2 separate regions of the Mus musculus genome follow, and region 2 is linked to region 1. Evidence: chromatin loops called from intact Hi-C (ENCODE). Cell type or tissue: heart. All regions are shown on one strand.

Evidence for each region. A loop is a pair of places that touch in the nucleus more often than their neighbours do. Peaks named below come from ENCODE experiments on the same cell type or tissue, not always from the same donor. Only the 100,000 strongest peaks of a DNase experiment are listed, where the experiment ranks them.
Region 2: a loop joins it to region 1, with 4 times the contacts of the local background. A loop is called at or near these places in 5 of 42 quality-filtered maps.

What each region holds. Positions count from the first base shown.
Region 1 is chr3:40,793,686-40,801,685 of GRCm38, forward strand. Plk4 (polo like kinase 4) reads left to right here and starts at 6,266. Exons shown (of 16, transcript NM_011495.2): 1 at 6,266-6,598; 2 at 7,315-7,410. The coding sequence starts at 6,569. It also overlaps a transcript of Hspa4l not described here. In heart, CTCF peaks have their summits at 442 (motif pointing right), 4,990 (motif pointing right) and 6,400; a DNase peak (open chromatin) is centred at 6,326; H3K4me3 peaks cover 2,343 bases; H3K27ac peaks cover 1,638 bases.
Region 2 is chr3:40,984,043-40,992,042 of GRCm38, forward strand. It overlaps a transcript of Larp1b not described here. Among named protein-coding and RNA genes, the nearest start is that of Gm22043, 4.6 kb to the right of the region's middle. In heart, a CTCF peak has its summit at 4,901 (motif pointing left); no DNase peak of the experiment used is centred here.

The DNA of each region.
Region 1 (8,000 bases):
AAAACTTCAAGGTCCACCCCCAGTAATGCACTTCCTTCAAAAGACCCCACCTCCTAATCCTTGTAATCTTCCTCAAACCAGTTCTGGGCTCTAGTGACTAGACATTCAAATATATGAGCCTATGGGAACCATTCTCATTCAAACCACTAAACATAGCCAAATTCTTAGTTATTTTAGACAGTAAAGGGGCTTCTAGAATGTTAAGAATGTTGAAAATCAAACTGCTTCAAAGGAAAGTAAAAAAAAAAAAAAAAAAAAAAAAGAAAAACTGTGGAAGTAGCCAGCCTTGTACGACTGCAAAAGCAGCCTCGCTGACTGGATTTTTTTTTTTTTTAAAGATTTATTTATATGAGTACACTGTGGCTGTCTCAGACACACCAGAAGAGGGCATCAGATCCCATTACAGATGGTTGTGAGCCACCATGTGGTTGCTTTAAGATTTATGTATATGAGTACACTGTGGCTGTCTCAGACACACCAGAAGAGGGCATCAGATCCCATTACAGATGGTTGTGAGCCACCATGTGGTTGCTGGGAATTGAACTCAGGACCTTTGGATAAGAAACCAGTGTTCTTAACTGCTGAGCCATCTCTCCAGTTAGCTAACTGGATTCTTAAGGATGATTCTAGCAAATTATAAGAATAAATAGTAAAAAGAGGCAGGGACATATTTGTTAACAATATATTGAAATGGGAGCTTTCAAGTCAAGGAGCCAAACATAGTAACTAAATCATGACCATCTGATGCAAGATGCAGTCATATCCATGGTACTGAAAATAACATGATGCTTGCTTGGAGTATGATGCTATGTCACCCAAGTCACAGGATGATTATTAAAAGAACACACACACCAAAAAACATACTTATCCTAAAGAGATGGTGAGATATAACATGCCTTAAATTATATTATAGAATTTAAATAACTAGCTTTCACAATCAGTTTGTGTGTAAAATGTCATTTAAAGTGTTTTCAAATGCATTGCTCTTACAATTTATTTTCCTTTAACTCTTCTATGATATTTAAAGCGTGCATCTGCCACATTGATGATTAAATTAGCAGTTTAGATAACTTGAGTCCCTTTCCCTTTATATTTGAGATGAGGTCTAGATATGTAGTCCTGCCTGGCCTCCAATTTGTAATCCTCCTGCCTCAGCCTTGAGTGCTGGAATTGAGTGTGTGCCACCTTGACCAGCCTTTTGTTTCCTTTTTAATACTAAACCTTACAGTCAGGATTTGGAGTTCTTACATCATATATAATATGTAATAAACCAGGATGAATATTGCATATTCAATATCTCCAGTTTTAATAGTGGCATTGAAGTGGTTCTGGACCAAAAGAAGTCAGTTTGTGAATGTTGTCTGTTAAGTATTACAAAATAACAAGGAAAAAAAAACAAAATAACAAGGGTTAGAAGTTCAAAGTAAAAAACAGACATCTTTGATTTCTGATTAAGAAAAAGCACTCTACATCTTTTTTTTTTAAGTTTTCTAAGTTTGTTCCTTCTGAGAGATTAAGTAAAAAACACCTTTAAAATCATGTCAGCCTGCTTAGAATGTACATGTTAAAAAGCAATTTAAGATGAAAAAACTAGCTTTACAGTGTGTACACTTTTTCTCTAAAATAAACTTTTGTGGCTTTAGTGTCTTAGAAGGAGAGTCCTAACATGAAATGGTCATCTCTTAGATTTGGGAGGAAGGAAGCCACTGTTAACTGTGTAGTGTTACAGCATATTGCACAAAAGGTTTTGGTTTTGGTCTGGTGTAGCTTTGGCTGTCCTGAAATGAAACACTCACTATATAAACCACACTTGCCTCACAGAGATCCTCCTGCCTCTGTCTCCTGAATGTTGGGACAAAAGTATGTGCCACCCCTACCCAGCGAGAACAGTTTTTAATGAAAACTGAGCTAGATTGTCCAGTTCTGGTAAACAGTCTTCCAGTCATCTCACAACCATTATTACAACCATGTACAAAGGGACTCCACTCCACTGTCCCTGTACAAGGACTTTTGACAGTTTAGTGCTTAGTAACTAGTCTTAGTTTTCTTCCTTTTAGAAAAACTGTACATTTGATCTCTCAATTCTGTTTGCAAAGCAGTGCAGAAAACTATAATCAAATGTGACATGTCTATAAAATAATTTTGACATAACAGACATGAACAGACATAAGAACGGCTTCCAATGTTAATTGATAATCTATAAATATCATTTTGGAATTTGACTGGTTCACAAATATATCCACAAAATGTTTGCATATGGAATAATAGAAGCATATAAAACATTGTATGTAAATTGCATCTTCATACTAGCAAACAAGTTAACAAATGATAATAAATGCAATTCAGTTTTGGATGTTGGTCCACATTGTCAAGAAGTCATGTAATAATAATAAATACATATTCTACCTGCTACTTGAACCATGAGTTTTGCACACCAGAGGTTTAATGTTTAAGTGTTGGACTTTACTCACTGTATGAAACACTGATGACAAGTCACCAAATCTTCTTAAATAAGGAACTTGCAAAACAATGGGGCTTTTAAGTAATTTTCAGACACTTGATTCTGAAGAGTCATATGGTCATTTTTGAGTTTTAGATGTGGTAATGGACAAAAGCTTGAGAGTGAAGTAAAGCTTTGGAACTTCTCAGGTTGAGAAGAATTTCTGCCCAGGTCCTCTGTTTAGGACCTGCTGCTCCTGGAGCTGGTGAGGTGGCTCAACCAACTTGCTCTGCAAGGCTGAGGATCTGAGTCTACGCCCTAGATCTCATGATGGAAGGAGTGATACCAACTGTACAAAATTGTCCTGACTGTGACATGCATGTGCATGCAAACATGCATGTAAAATAAAAAGGAACTGCTGTTCCTGGGGCTGGGGGATGTCTCATTAAAATCCAAGTGCAAGTGTGTGGATCCAGAGCACCCACTTAAAACAAAGCAAAACTAGGGTTAGTGGCACTGAGGAAATGGACTCATGAGATCCCTAGATCCCTACAGGTTTAGTGAGAGACCACATCTCAAAGCCCGCTGTGGTAGTGTACGTCTTTAATCCCAGTATTTGGGAAGCAGAGGCAGGACGAATTCTGTGTCTCAAGATCAGTTCCGGATACAAAAGTAACTGCTGTTCCTAATAAAATGTGTGTGTGTGTGTGTGTGTGTGTGTGTTCCTGATAAAGGAACATACTAATAAAAATAATTGCTGTTCCTGATAAAAAAATAAATATAATATATGCAATATTAATCTTCTGGGGGGATTAAGATAGCTTGTAAAAAAAGGATATGTATCCTCAATCTAGAAAAACATTTATGTCATACACTTTAAATTTCCAAATTATCTCAGCCACAGAGTGGTGGTAGTGGTGCACTCCTTTAATCCCAGCACTCCAGAGGCAGAGACAGATCTCTTCACCTGCTTTACAGAACAAGTTCCATGACAGCCAGAGCTACACAGAGAAACCCAGTCTCAAAGTCTCAATGAAATGCACATATTCTAAAAGTCTTAGATGGTTAAGCTACAGTCAGCTGTTCATGAGTTGAAAATTTGAAAGGGTTTCTTAAAAAAAAAAAAAAGCTCTCTAGTTAGGTAATATGAGGAAGGAGAATGTTTTAGAGGTAAGAAAGGACTGTTATAAGCATGTCTTTACTAACTTATCTACAAAATTTCCCCCTTTGGATAAAGACATAGATTCAAGATGGTTCACACAGCCCGGAAGTCTCACAGGCAGCATGATGTCAGCAGAGTGAGCACACTTTCCGCAGTGATGCTTTGGCCACCTGTTTAATCTCACTGTCAACAGGATAAAACTGATTTCCTTAGTGATCAGAGATGACAAGAATATAAAATTAATAGAAGATAACATAAACTAAATTGTAATCCATTGCTAAAAGAAGAAAACATTGAAATCACATTAAAAAGTCTAGTAGCCAGGTGAGTACTAGTGAAACAGAGGGAGGGTGTCCATTGCAAGTAAGTACAAAGTCAGGTCTACAGAGACCTTGTCTTAGTAAGTAAATAAAAACCTAAACACTGATAGCTACTTTAATGACATCATATTTGCCAGTTTGAAGAGTATTTGTGGCTTATAGAAGATCCAAAAAAAAAAAAGATGTAGTAGAGAAAAAGTTATGCTAAGAACATACAAAAAGGTAAGTGAAAGGCTAAGAAAAAATGATTCTACAGGTTAAAAAAATGTTTCTGTAAATATGAGTAGTATAAATTAAAACTTTAGAGCATAAAGAGGGTATTCTTTGATTATAGAGAATTCATTAGAAATATATATGAGCTCTGACACAGGTCTGAGAACATAGACTGCAGCTGACAATGAAGTGATAACACAAGGCAAATATATAAAGCAACAAAAAGTAACGAGGGCATGGATTTATATCAACAGACTATTAATGGGCTCTGATAAACTTTAAATACATGTGAAATATTTACAAAAACTCTGAGGCCACAAAATAAAGCCCAGGAATACCAAAGACATCTGCAAGACTTTTAAGCAACAGTCTAAATCATCTATGAAACTAGATCGGGTAGCACACATCTAAAATCTAGCTCTGGAATTCAAGGCCAGCCTGAGGTGCATAGCATGACCCTGAGTCATAATAATCTTATTTGCCTATTAAGACACTGCAAGGGAAATTCTAATATGCCAGTGTGCTTGAAATTAGAATTCTAGAATGTTAAATCATGTTGAAAATTGAGAGTGCTTCTATGAATGTAAACATTCCTTAAACTACAAATGAATCCATTAAATTGCAGGTTTTTGTTTTTGATGTGCAATCATTCCTGTGTGTACGTAAATTACGTGTTCATTATAAAGTATCTTCACACAAGCTCCATCCGGCAGGCACGGTGCTTTGTTTTCAAACAGCTTTGAGAAAGTTCTGTACATGAGATCAGCTTTTTTGTTTGTAGATTTTATTTTTATAACGTGAGTTTATGTGAGTATAGGTTTGTGTACATGAGTGCTATGTCGATAGGAGCCAGAAGGTGGCATCAGAGCCCCTGGACGTGGATAACAGGAGGCTAGCTGACAGCATTGAGTACTGATAGGCAAATATGGCTCTCTCCCACAGCAGCTAGGTCTCACTCACTATGTCGGTATCTCCTACCCCTGAGATGTGCACAGTGTCTGAAAAGCATGAAACTTGTGAAGTGATGCCTTGCTTGCAGGATAACGTGTTCATTTAAATATGTGTGGAGGTTGGCCTTAATTGTCTCAAGGATACTGCAGCCAAAGACAAAAAGGTCCTAAATGAGGACCTCACTCAGCATAGAACCTTTTAAAAGTGCCCGCTAGCCTATTCCTCTTATTCCTAACTATAAATTGCCCTTGGAGACACAGGCCCCCACTAAGACGACTCATCTTTGTTGATAGACCCCCTGACCACCCAGGTGCCATCATCTCTGATTTGCTGTCTTTCCAAATGAATCTTTCCTTGCCTCACTTCTTGTCCTGGAATCACTGGCATTTGGGGATAGCAATCTAGACCTGGATTGGAACACTATTAGGAGTTGAGATAAAACACAGACACAGAGAGAACACACTATTGAGGATCTTCAGAAAACAAGTCACTACTTTGGATCTTTTTGCATCTGATTAAAAAATCTCAAAACAATTAGGCTAAAAAGCAAACCCCTGTCGGATTATTTACTAGCAACTAATGTAAAGATCCATACCACTACTCTTTCTTCAAAACATTTTTAGAGGAAAATGACTTAGCCTAGGTCACTCACATATGGCTCAAAATAAATTTGTAAGATTGGTAGCCCAGGTTAGCCTGGAACTCCTTAGAGTCCAAGAATGGACTGACTCAACCCCAGTGCGTCGCTGTGTCCAACCTTTAATATCTGTCCGGGCAGCGGGTTGCTGGGAAAGAAGAAACTAGAACCCAAGGACATGTCCACGCTTGGAAAGCATTTTACCACTTAGGTACATCCCCAGGCTTTTTTTACTTTAGAGTCGGTGTTTTCCCTATACAGTTCATCTTAAAGCACCACACATTAATAGCTGTAAAAAAGGAAAATGGCACAACGGTGTACATGGTGGGCTGGCGGGTTCGGGGCTGTTCTAAGGAAAGTAATGGACTTTTCCCCCTAGTTCTCTTTAGGCCAAACCTACACACTTATTTAAAAGACTTTCTGCGGGAAGCCAAAGCCCTATTATCCTTCAGGTCAAAACGTAACCTATTATTAGCGTCCGCGCTACGGTCAGTCGTACACTGACCGCTTTCCGTCAAACTTAAAACCCACTTCCGGCCTAGAGCGAGGGAAAGCCCCTGCTGCGCATGCGTGTCGGTCTCCGCCTCTAAGAAGTGGAGAGTGTGCTGACGTCACCGCCAGGCTGGCTCGTTCGGAGACCGGCGGGAATTTTTCAAAATGGGAGCTCCGGGGCGCCGCCCAGGCCTCGGGAGGTACCGGGGGTACCTTTCGGTGGCGTTGGCGGCGTCGCCAGCGGCGGCGTAGAGAAGGCGTCCTGATGGGCGCCAAGACCTGCTGGCTTCTCGGAGCGCTGCCTCGGAGGGACTGCGAGAAGGCCGAGCCCCGGGCGCCGGCGGCTCGGGAACATGGCGGCGTGCATCGGGGAGAGGATCGAGGTGAGGCCGGCGGGCGCGGAGCTGAGGGAAGGTCCGATGGAGGCGGACTCTGGTATTCCGGGACCCAGTGAGCTGAGGTGAACCGAGCGCAGTGCTGAGGGGAGGTCCATTGTGGCTCGGCACAAACACACGGGAGACCAGACGGGTTAGCGGGCTGAGGCTGAGGCCCAGTCTGGCTCAGGCGCTCACTGGTGCTCAGTGACACTAGTAAAGCGGGGATGAGGCGGGCAGGCGCGGTGGCGGTGGCGGGGCTGATCGCCGAGGGACAGGCGAAGCGACCCGCCCCCTGGAGCCCCGCCCGGAGGGGAGCGCCTTGTACCCCGCAGGTGTGTCTCCAGCTGCGGGCCCCGCCCGGTCCTGGTCCCTTGGCGTCGGGTCCGCACTCCCGCCTCCAAAGCCGCGCTCCGCTTGCCCCCTCCCCGGGGATGGCGGTTACCGTGGCGGGAGCTGCGGCGGGAACCTGGTGGGCCAGAGGAGGGACCCGAGCTAACCAGCTCATTAGAGTCCTTAGCCTCCATCAGGGAGGGAGCTCAGAAAATCTCTCAGAGCGTCAAGATGCCTTCCACCCCAGACACCTGCATCATCGAGGTGTGGCAGCTGCTTGAACCATGTCTCCTTTTCTCTTTGGCCCATTTCACATCCCATCCCCTACCCAACTTTCTTACTTTCTAGATCTGCGATTCCTCACGTGTAATCCTTAATTTTTTTTTTAAAAGGACTTTAAGGTTGGAAATCTACTCGGTAAAGGATCATTTGCTGGTGTCTACAGAGCTGAGTCCATACACACTGGTTTGGAAGTTGCAATCAAAATGGTAAGAATGTATTAGTTATTGTTTCTTCAGTATTTTTGCAAGGTACTAGAGAGCAATGAAGGCATGCTATTTAAAATGTCCCACTCATTATCTGCTAAAGACTGCACCTTGCCACCCTGCCAAATGTGTGCATTTGTAATAATTGCATAATACATTGCATAACCAAAAGACAGCTGTTAAGTACAGCATCTGAATTTAAGGACATTTAAGAGACTCTTAACCTTGCTTAAGTGAAGTTTTATACTTTACTAGGGTTCAGGAGACCAGTACATTTTGTTGCTATGAATACTTAAGGTAATGAGAAGTCAGCAATTTATAATAATAATATGCTCATTTGTGGCTGTAACGGTCCAAGAATACCATTATGGTCAGCCTGTGATCCCAGTTCTGAAGAGTTGGGAAAAAGAAAATCCTAACTCCAGGGCCAATCTCTGCTATCACATAAATGCACTGGACATACTGGGAATGTACTCTGTTAGGTCGAGGGCAGAGCACAGATAGGAGTAAACTGACTTCAAAGACTATATTAAAAAAAAAAGACTTCTTACAATTATAGGTTGTTGTTTGAGCTTTTGTCTGGGCTTAGGGGT
Region 2 (8,000 bases), 190 kb after region 1:
GACATGTGTTTTGCAGTCTTACAAGAGTATGCAGTAAGTGGGCACACTGTCTTTCATACAGGGAATGTGAATGTAGGAGTAATTGCTACTGTAGTTTAGATATTTTTCAGTCAGGAAATCGTATGTATTTAGACTGTGACTTAATAGCAGTTGAAATCTTATAGTTCAATGTTCAGGTTGAAGACTTCACAGTTTTGGTCCTCACGTGGAGTGACCATCATAATTGGTGACTCAGATATTCTTTTTTTTATTATTAGATATTTTCTTTATTTACATTTCAAATGCTATCCCAAAAGTTCCCTATATCCTCCCCCTACCCTGCTCCCCTACCCACCCACTCCCACTTCTTGGCCCTGGCATTCCCCTATACTGGGGCATATAAAGTTTGCAAGACCAAGGGGCCTCTCTTCCCAGTGATGGCCGACTAGGCCATCTTCTGCTACATATGCAGCTGGAGACAGGAGCTCTAGAATTTATGAAATTCTTGGGCAAATGGATGTATCTGGAGAATATCAACCTTAGTGAGGTAACCCAATCACAAAAGAAGTCACTTGATATGCACTCACTAATAAGTGGATATTAGCCGAGAAACTTAGAATACTCAAGATACAATTTGCAAAACACAAGAAAATCAAGAAGAATGAAGACCAAAGTGTGGATATTTCATTCCTCCTTAGAATAGGGAACAAAACACCCATGGAAGGAGTTACAGAGACAAAGTTTGGAGCTAAGATGAAAGGATGGACCATCCAGAGACTACCCCACCCAGGGATGCATCCCATAACCAGCCACCAAACCCAGACATTATTGCATATGCCAGCAAGATTTTGCTGAAAGGACCCTGATATAGCTGTCTTGTGTGAGGCTATGCCAGTGCCTGGCAAATACAGAAGTGGATGATCACGGTCATCTATAGGATGGAACACAGGGCCCCCAATGGAGAAGCTACAGAAAGTACCCAAGGAGCTAAAGAGGTCTGCAACCCTATAGGTGGAACAATATGAACTAACCAGTACCCCCAGAGCTCGTATCTCTAGCTGCATATGACTCAGATATTCTTAAAGCTGTAACGATTGTGATGTTCTGTATAAGTGTTGGTGAAATTCCTTCATTCAAGAGCTTTCCTTTTGAATAGTTAAAAGAGTGAATCGTGCAAGCCTTTCATACTTGAAAACCATGGAAAGGTTTTGAAATTGATATCATGTTTTTGTGCAGGAAAAATCCATATTAAGGCAAGATGAAATACAGTTTATAGGTAAGATGAACCAGTATTTTAATTGCAGAACTGATTTAAAATTTTAGTTTCTACCCCAAACTCTCCAAGAATTGGAAGTCCATTGACCCCAAAGAAAAATACTGTAACAAATACCCTCCAAGTGGTATCAGAGGTTTGTCTACCAGCGTACCTGACCTGGACTCAGAACCAGGGTTCTGAAGAGGGTGGATGTGAATCATCGCCTGTCCCCAGTGACACTGAATGTAAGTGTACAAACCCAATGAATGTGTGCCTTGGATATAATGTATAATTAAGGAATTTTCTGTTTGTCATATATGCAGATTTTGAAAGGTTTTAGAAAGTGGAATTGTGAACTCCAAGAGAAACTTGGGGTTACTTTTTAAATTTTTCTTATTTCATATAATGGTTTGCTTGCATGTGTATCTGTGTGACGGTATGAGTTACAGACAGTTGTAAGCTGCCATGTGGGTGATGGGAATTGATCCCAGGTCCTCTGAAATAGCAGCCAGCACTCTTAACCACTGAGCCATCTCTACTCTCTAAGTGACTAGTTTAAATTTGAATAATATTTCTATTTTTCTAACGTTTAAAATTTTCCAAATTTTGAAAGAATATAATTATTCCTAAGGCTCCTAGGGCACATTGCAGGCTTCAGCATGTTAGGGTGAATTACTTTAGAAAATAAACAGATGATTGTAAACAGGCCAGAGAAAACTATCTTGCATTTTTTGATTGTTGACAGATACACAACTTACTATAAAATGTTGTTACTTTAGCTGAATAACTACTTGGTGCAATTAAAAGTCTGAAAACAAGTAAAATTGTGGGCTTATGTGGGCGTGAGTAACTTGTCCTGTGATGGGTGCAGTGGTTTTATAGAGTGCTTATTATTATAGAATGGGGAAAGCGGATGAAGGATGGGCCACATCCACCATCTCTTACAGTTATGTGAACTTACAGTTACTGCAAAATTAGCTCATTAAAGTTTAGAATAAGTGCTGCTTGGATGCTCAAATGCGGAAGGTAAGCTCTCAAGGAAAGGTAATCAAAAATACGTGGCTGAACTGTGGGAAGAAAAAATGCTGGAATTTTAAAGGCTTATAAACCAGGTTCTTTATCCTGGAGACCAGAGGTACAGAGAGGAAGCTGGAATTTCAAAGACTGCATTTGTCTAGGTCAGCAAACACTTTTTGTTTTAATGGGGGGAGGGGTGTACTCTGTGTCTGGTGGATGCCAGAAGCACAGCTGATGACCCACGGGGCTCTAAGGGCCCTACATATTCTAAAGTATCACCAAGTCCAAAGTCAACAGTGCTGATTGAAGAAACCGTAATAAGCAAGGCAAAACCTTTAATCCCAGCAAAGGCAGGCGGTTCTCTGTGTGTTCGAGGACAGCCAGGGCTACACAGAGAAACCTTGTCTTGAAAAAAATAAAATAATAAAAAAATAAAAAGGAAGGAAAGAAAAGAATTTTTTTTCTTTTTTCCTTTTCCCTTTTCTCTTTTCTCTTTTCTTTTTGGTTTTTCGAGACAGGGTTTCTCTGTATAGCCCTGGCTGTTCTGGAACTCACTTTGTAGACCAGGCTGGCCTTGAATTCCAGAGTGCTGGGATTAGAGGCATGCGCCACTATGCCCGCCCACCCCCCCCCCCCTCTCTCTCTTTATTCTAATACTAAAGATACAAATCAGGGTTCAAGTATACTAGGCAAGTGCTCTACCACTGAACTACATCCCAGCCCCTGAAACAGTTAGACATGGTGTATTTAGATGCTGTCAGAAAAGCACCACACTCCAAAGTATGTACTTCAAAGGCTAAAGCACCTTTGGGGAAAAAAAAAAATCAGGTCATCTCTGATCTCTTACAACCTTCCTGGGTAGTTGTGGGGGATTGTGTTTCTTTACTAAGGCATGAAAACATTACAATATCTTATTTTGATATCCCCTTCCGTATCTAAAATGCCTACATTTCGAAGGCTATTTTTCCAGTAGCACGTGAGATTATAATTCATCTTAAAACTGATAATTTCTATGATAAGGAGTGTCAGAGAACAACTTTAGTCATCAGTTTAGGGATCAAATTCAAGTCCTAGGGCTTGCTAGTAAGTGGTATTTCCTACTGAACCATCTCTCCAGCTCTGTTCTATCAGTTTTGTTTGTGTGTTGAAGTCCTCTCTTTCAGAATATTTGTTGCCCCTCAATAATTATGACTATTGATTTGTGATTCTTACCAGCATTAGTTAAGTTGTAGACTTTGTCTTGTGGATATGAATACAGCCTGCTGAGCGTTGGGCCATTTTCATGAATGTCAGGTACAGCCCATACCCTTGACTGAGTTTCTACAGATTTGGACTTCTGTCCCACACCTTGGCAGAGAACAGACATCTGACTCTGGATCTCAGCCATTACAAAAACAAGTCGTGTTTTTCTCTGATAGGTACAGTTCGTTTCTGTTCTTTACTGATGAGATTATAGTTTATCCTTCTACCCCTGCTTGACTACATGTTCCTAAATAAAGGGAAGGAAGCTGCTTTGCAGTTGGTTTCCAAAATGCTTCTCTTTGAATGCTGCCTGCTGTCCGTTCCCGTTTTTGTGCTTTCCATTTGAAAGCTTTCTAGGATCATAGTGAGAGCAGTGTCTTCTGTCTTCTTTGCTATAATACTGGCTGGTTGCTGGTTCTTGTGTCATCAGTATAATCTCGTGAACTTTGTGCTTTCTAGAAACTCATAGTTCTTGACCTCATTTATTCATTGTTAAGTGAACTTTAAACATTATTTATACATTGTACATTATTATTGAACATAAACATGTAGTTATGTCATTTTCAACCCAAAATAAAAATCTATTGAAAACAAATTTTAATGAGTAGAGGGCATGGGTATGGAGATCAAAAGAAAATATGAGGAAGGAAGTCAGTTCTCTACTGTGTGGGTCCTGGGGATTGAACCCAAATCATCAGACTTGGAGGCAAGTGCCTTTAGCTGCTGAGCCTTCCTTTTAGCTCAATACAAAATCATTCCCTACAAGTTGAAAGGTTGGTGTTTGATTATTTAGGCTCCCCCTGTCCCATATACCCTACATATAGTCTTAAAAAATATATTCAGGATTGCCTCTCCTCTCTCCTCTCCTCTCCTCTCCTCTCCTCTCCCTCTCCTCCCCTCTCCTCCCCTCTCCCCTCTCCCCTCCCCCCCTCTCTCTCCTGTATGTGTGCACCACATACTTGCAGTGTCTGCAGAGGCCAGAAAAGGTTATTGACTCCCCTGGCACTGAGTTAGATTTGGTTTGAGCTACTAAGTAGGTACTAGGAGTTGAACCAGAAGAGCTGGTCTTCTTCCAGCGGACCTAGGCTAGGGAGATGGCTCTGTTGATAAAGGGTTTGCCTTGTTATCATTAGAGCCTGAATTTGGATCTCCAGTACCATATAAAACTTTAGGAATGGCATTGTGTGCCTGTAACCCTTGTTCTGGACAGATGGAGATAGGAGGATCAGTCTAGCCAGAACTTCAACCTCCAGGTGCAATGCAAGACTCCATCTCCAAAAATAAAGTGGAGGGGCTGGAGCGATGGCTCAGCAATTAAAATCACTGTCTACACTTCCTGAGGCACCCACATAGCTGCTCACATTTTCAAGTCCAGTTCCATGGTCTATGATGCCCTCTTCTGACCTCTACAGGCACTGCCCATTTGTAGCACAAACATATAAAAGCAGGGAAAAGTACCCATATACATAAAAATAAATAAAAGGAGCAACCCTGAAAAATCTGTTTGAATTCAACAACTAGTAATAAATAAGGTGGAGGACAATTTCTGACCAAAACACGCACATGTATACAAACATGTATATACACACAGTATATTCTGCATCTTATAAAGTATATTCACACATAGACAGTTTTTCTAGGGCAGTACCCGGCTCACCTTGTCACCTTGTCAACTAATGACAACAAATCGACATGACTAAGAATTCTGAAAGAAAGGGATTACTTTGTTTTAGGCATATGAGGCTGAAAGGTAAAGTTGGGTCAGAGAGTGGCATGTGACAGCAAAGCAGAAGTGTTTGGTGTGCTCAGATTTAGGCCAGACTAGATGCTAATTCGGCTCTGCCAGAAGGATCTTCATAGCTGAAGCTTGGGCATGTCGCATCAACCATAGCTATTTTACATGAACACAAGGAAGTGTACCTTTTAGCATTAGAGCAGATTTAATATGAAAACAACCCCACAGATTGTATGTATACATTGTGTATCATGATGTACAAAGGCTCAGCCATAGAGAGCTTTCTATGTGATCCTAAAAGGTTTTATTTTTCTTGTCTTTCTGAATGCACATGTCTAATAATTAATTATAATAAATAATAAATAATTTCCATGTCTAGGCCTTGCTTCCTTGTGATTCAGCAAGTCAGTGCCTTGTGGCAGATGAAGTAAGGGCCACCCCAAATTTAGGGAGTCTGTATCAATCCTTTTACTCAACCTTGTGTGTGTGTATGTGTGTGTGTGTGTGTGTGTGTGTGTGTGTGTGTGTGTTTCAAGTTCAACCAGAACAGTTGCTTAGTTCTCTATTAGAATTTGCCTACTAATCTGATCATTGAGTATACTCGTGTTGGATAACACTCGTATAGGACGTTTTTCTTCAGAAAAATAAATAAAAATAATATTTTATAGGGATGAAAGTTTTTTTGTTATCTTATATAAAATACTACGTTGTTCCTTCAGGAATCAACATCTGTATCTGAAGAGACATCATATCATCTAAATTTGCCAGAGGAAACAGAACAAGAAACACTACTTTTTGCTTGATGAAGAAACAGAGCAGACAGGAAGGAAGGAAAACACACATACATACTGGTTGGTCTGATTATGATTCAGATTATGAAATTACTGACCAAGATGTAAACAAGATTTTGATTGTAACTTAGACAGCCTTATGTGGGAGAGCATCATGGAGGAGACCAAACAGGCACACATGTATCACAAACAAAAATTACATCAGAACTTGCTGAAGTTTCCGTGATGGCTTGTATTACTGTGTGAACAGGATCTGTGCACGGAGAGTGAAAATACACATGAAGCCATAAAGGTAACAGTTTCTGGCAGCATGGTTCAGCTGATAGTTTGTTGCTTATTTTCTTAAATTTAGGGGTTTATTTCATACATTTTGAGTATAGATAAATTATACCCAATATATAGATAAAGATAGAGATAATGCAAATATGTTTGATAATCACAACCTTTAAGGAGTAATTTTAGGTGATAATATAATGAATACTTTCATCATCAAAAAATATTTGCTGACTAAAGCTTGTGGGGAAAAATGCAGTTTCTAATAAGGAATGAAAAAATGACTGTGGACAGGCCTACTTGATGTACTCATTCTAATTTTATTCTCTTGCATTTCACCACAGACTCCGGCCTCTACTCTATTACGCTAAGGTAGAAGAGAGAACAAAATAGCTGTCTGATCTCCAAATCTCTTCATTTATACTGGTACAGTTAGGAACGTAAGGGTTTCTTTTTCTGCTGCAAACAGTTGTAGGAAGAAAAGCTAGTCGCTGAATAGAGGGGATGGCCTATAATGGGCTTGGTGTGAGTAAGAGGCATGACCTTGGAAGTTTCATTATTGCTTGTAGTCACTGCCTTTTTAGAGAACATGCCACTGATATAGCATGTCACTGATATAGCATGCCACTGATAGAGCATGTCAGTGACTTAAATCTTGGACAGTTTTCTGCCCATCTTGCTGCTGTGGGAAAGAAGACTTTTTTATTTTAGTTTACTTAATTTTATGTGCATTAATGTGAGGGTGTCAGATCCTGGAACTGGAGATACAGACAATTGTGAGCTGCCATATGGGTACTGGGATTGAACCCAGATCCTCTGAAAGAACAGCAATTGCTCCTAACTGTTGAGCCATCTTCTCCAGCCCAAGAAGTATGTTTTTATGAAGTTTAGATAATAGGGTTTTATTCATAAAAACACATTCATTGAGAGAGAGGGTGGAGGGACATGTACACATGTCACAATGCAAGTGTGGTGATCAGAGGATAACTTGAAGGAGTTGATTCTCCTTCTGTATAGGTCCTGAGGATTGAACTCAGTTCCTTAGGCATGTCAGCAAACACCCTTACTTGCTAAGCATCTTGCCCACCCTGCTAACATTATTTCTGATGCTTGGTTCGAGAGTTGATGTCTATCTGAGATCATTTGTGTAACAGAAATATAAATATATTCTACTAATTGCTGGGCATGGTGCCATAGGCCTGTAGTATGCCAGTTACTTGGAAGTACTCCCAGCAGGAGTAGTGCAAGTTCAAGTCTAGCCTGATCAATTTCACAAAACTCTGCCTCAAAATAGAAAGGGACTGTGGCTGGGTGGTAGATGATTAGCATGATTGAGGCTATTTCCATGTTGTAATCACTGTCCTTGGTTCTGACTTTGTGCTGCATGTGCAATTTCTAATTCCATTAGTGCTGCGCCTGTGGGTCAGCTGAGTACCATAGTCATTGATTGCCAGAGTGTCCCCAGGCATAAGATATGAGGATTTGAAACTGAACAGACATTAAATAAGCCCACAATTAGCAGTAACCACTCACGGATGATAATGATCAATGTTCTAAAAGAATAAACATGCCAGATTAGACAAAGTGGACCTTTGGAAAGGAACGTGTAAAAAGCAGGGAAAGTAGTCCAGGAGGAGGAGTCAGTAAAGCATCTAGGATCTGAAAGGGGACACTGAGAAGTCAGTTAGCTTATAAAAAGATGATGGCT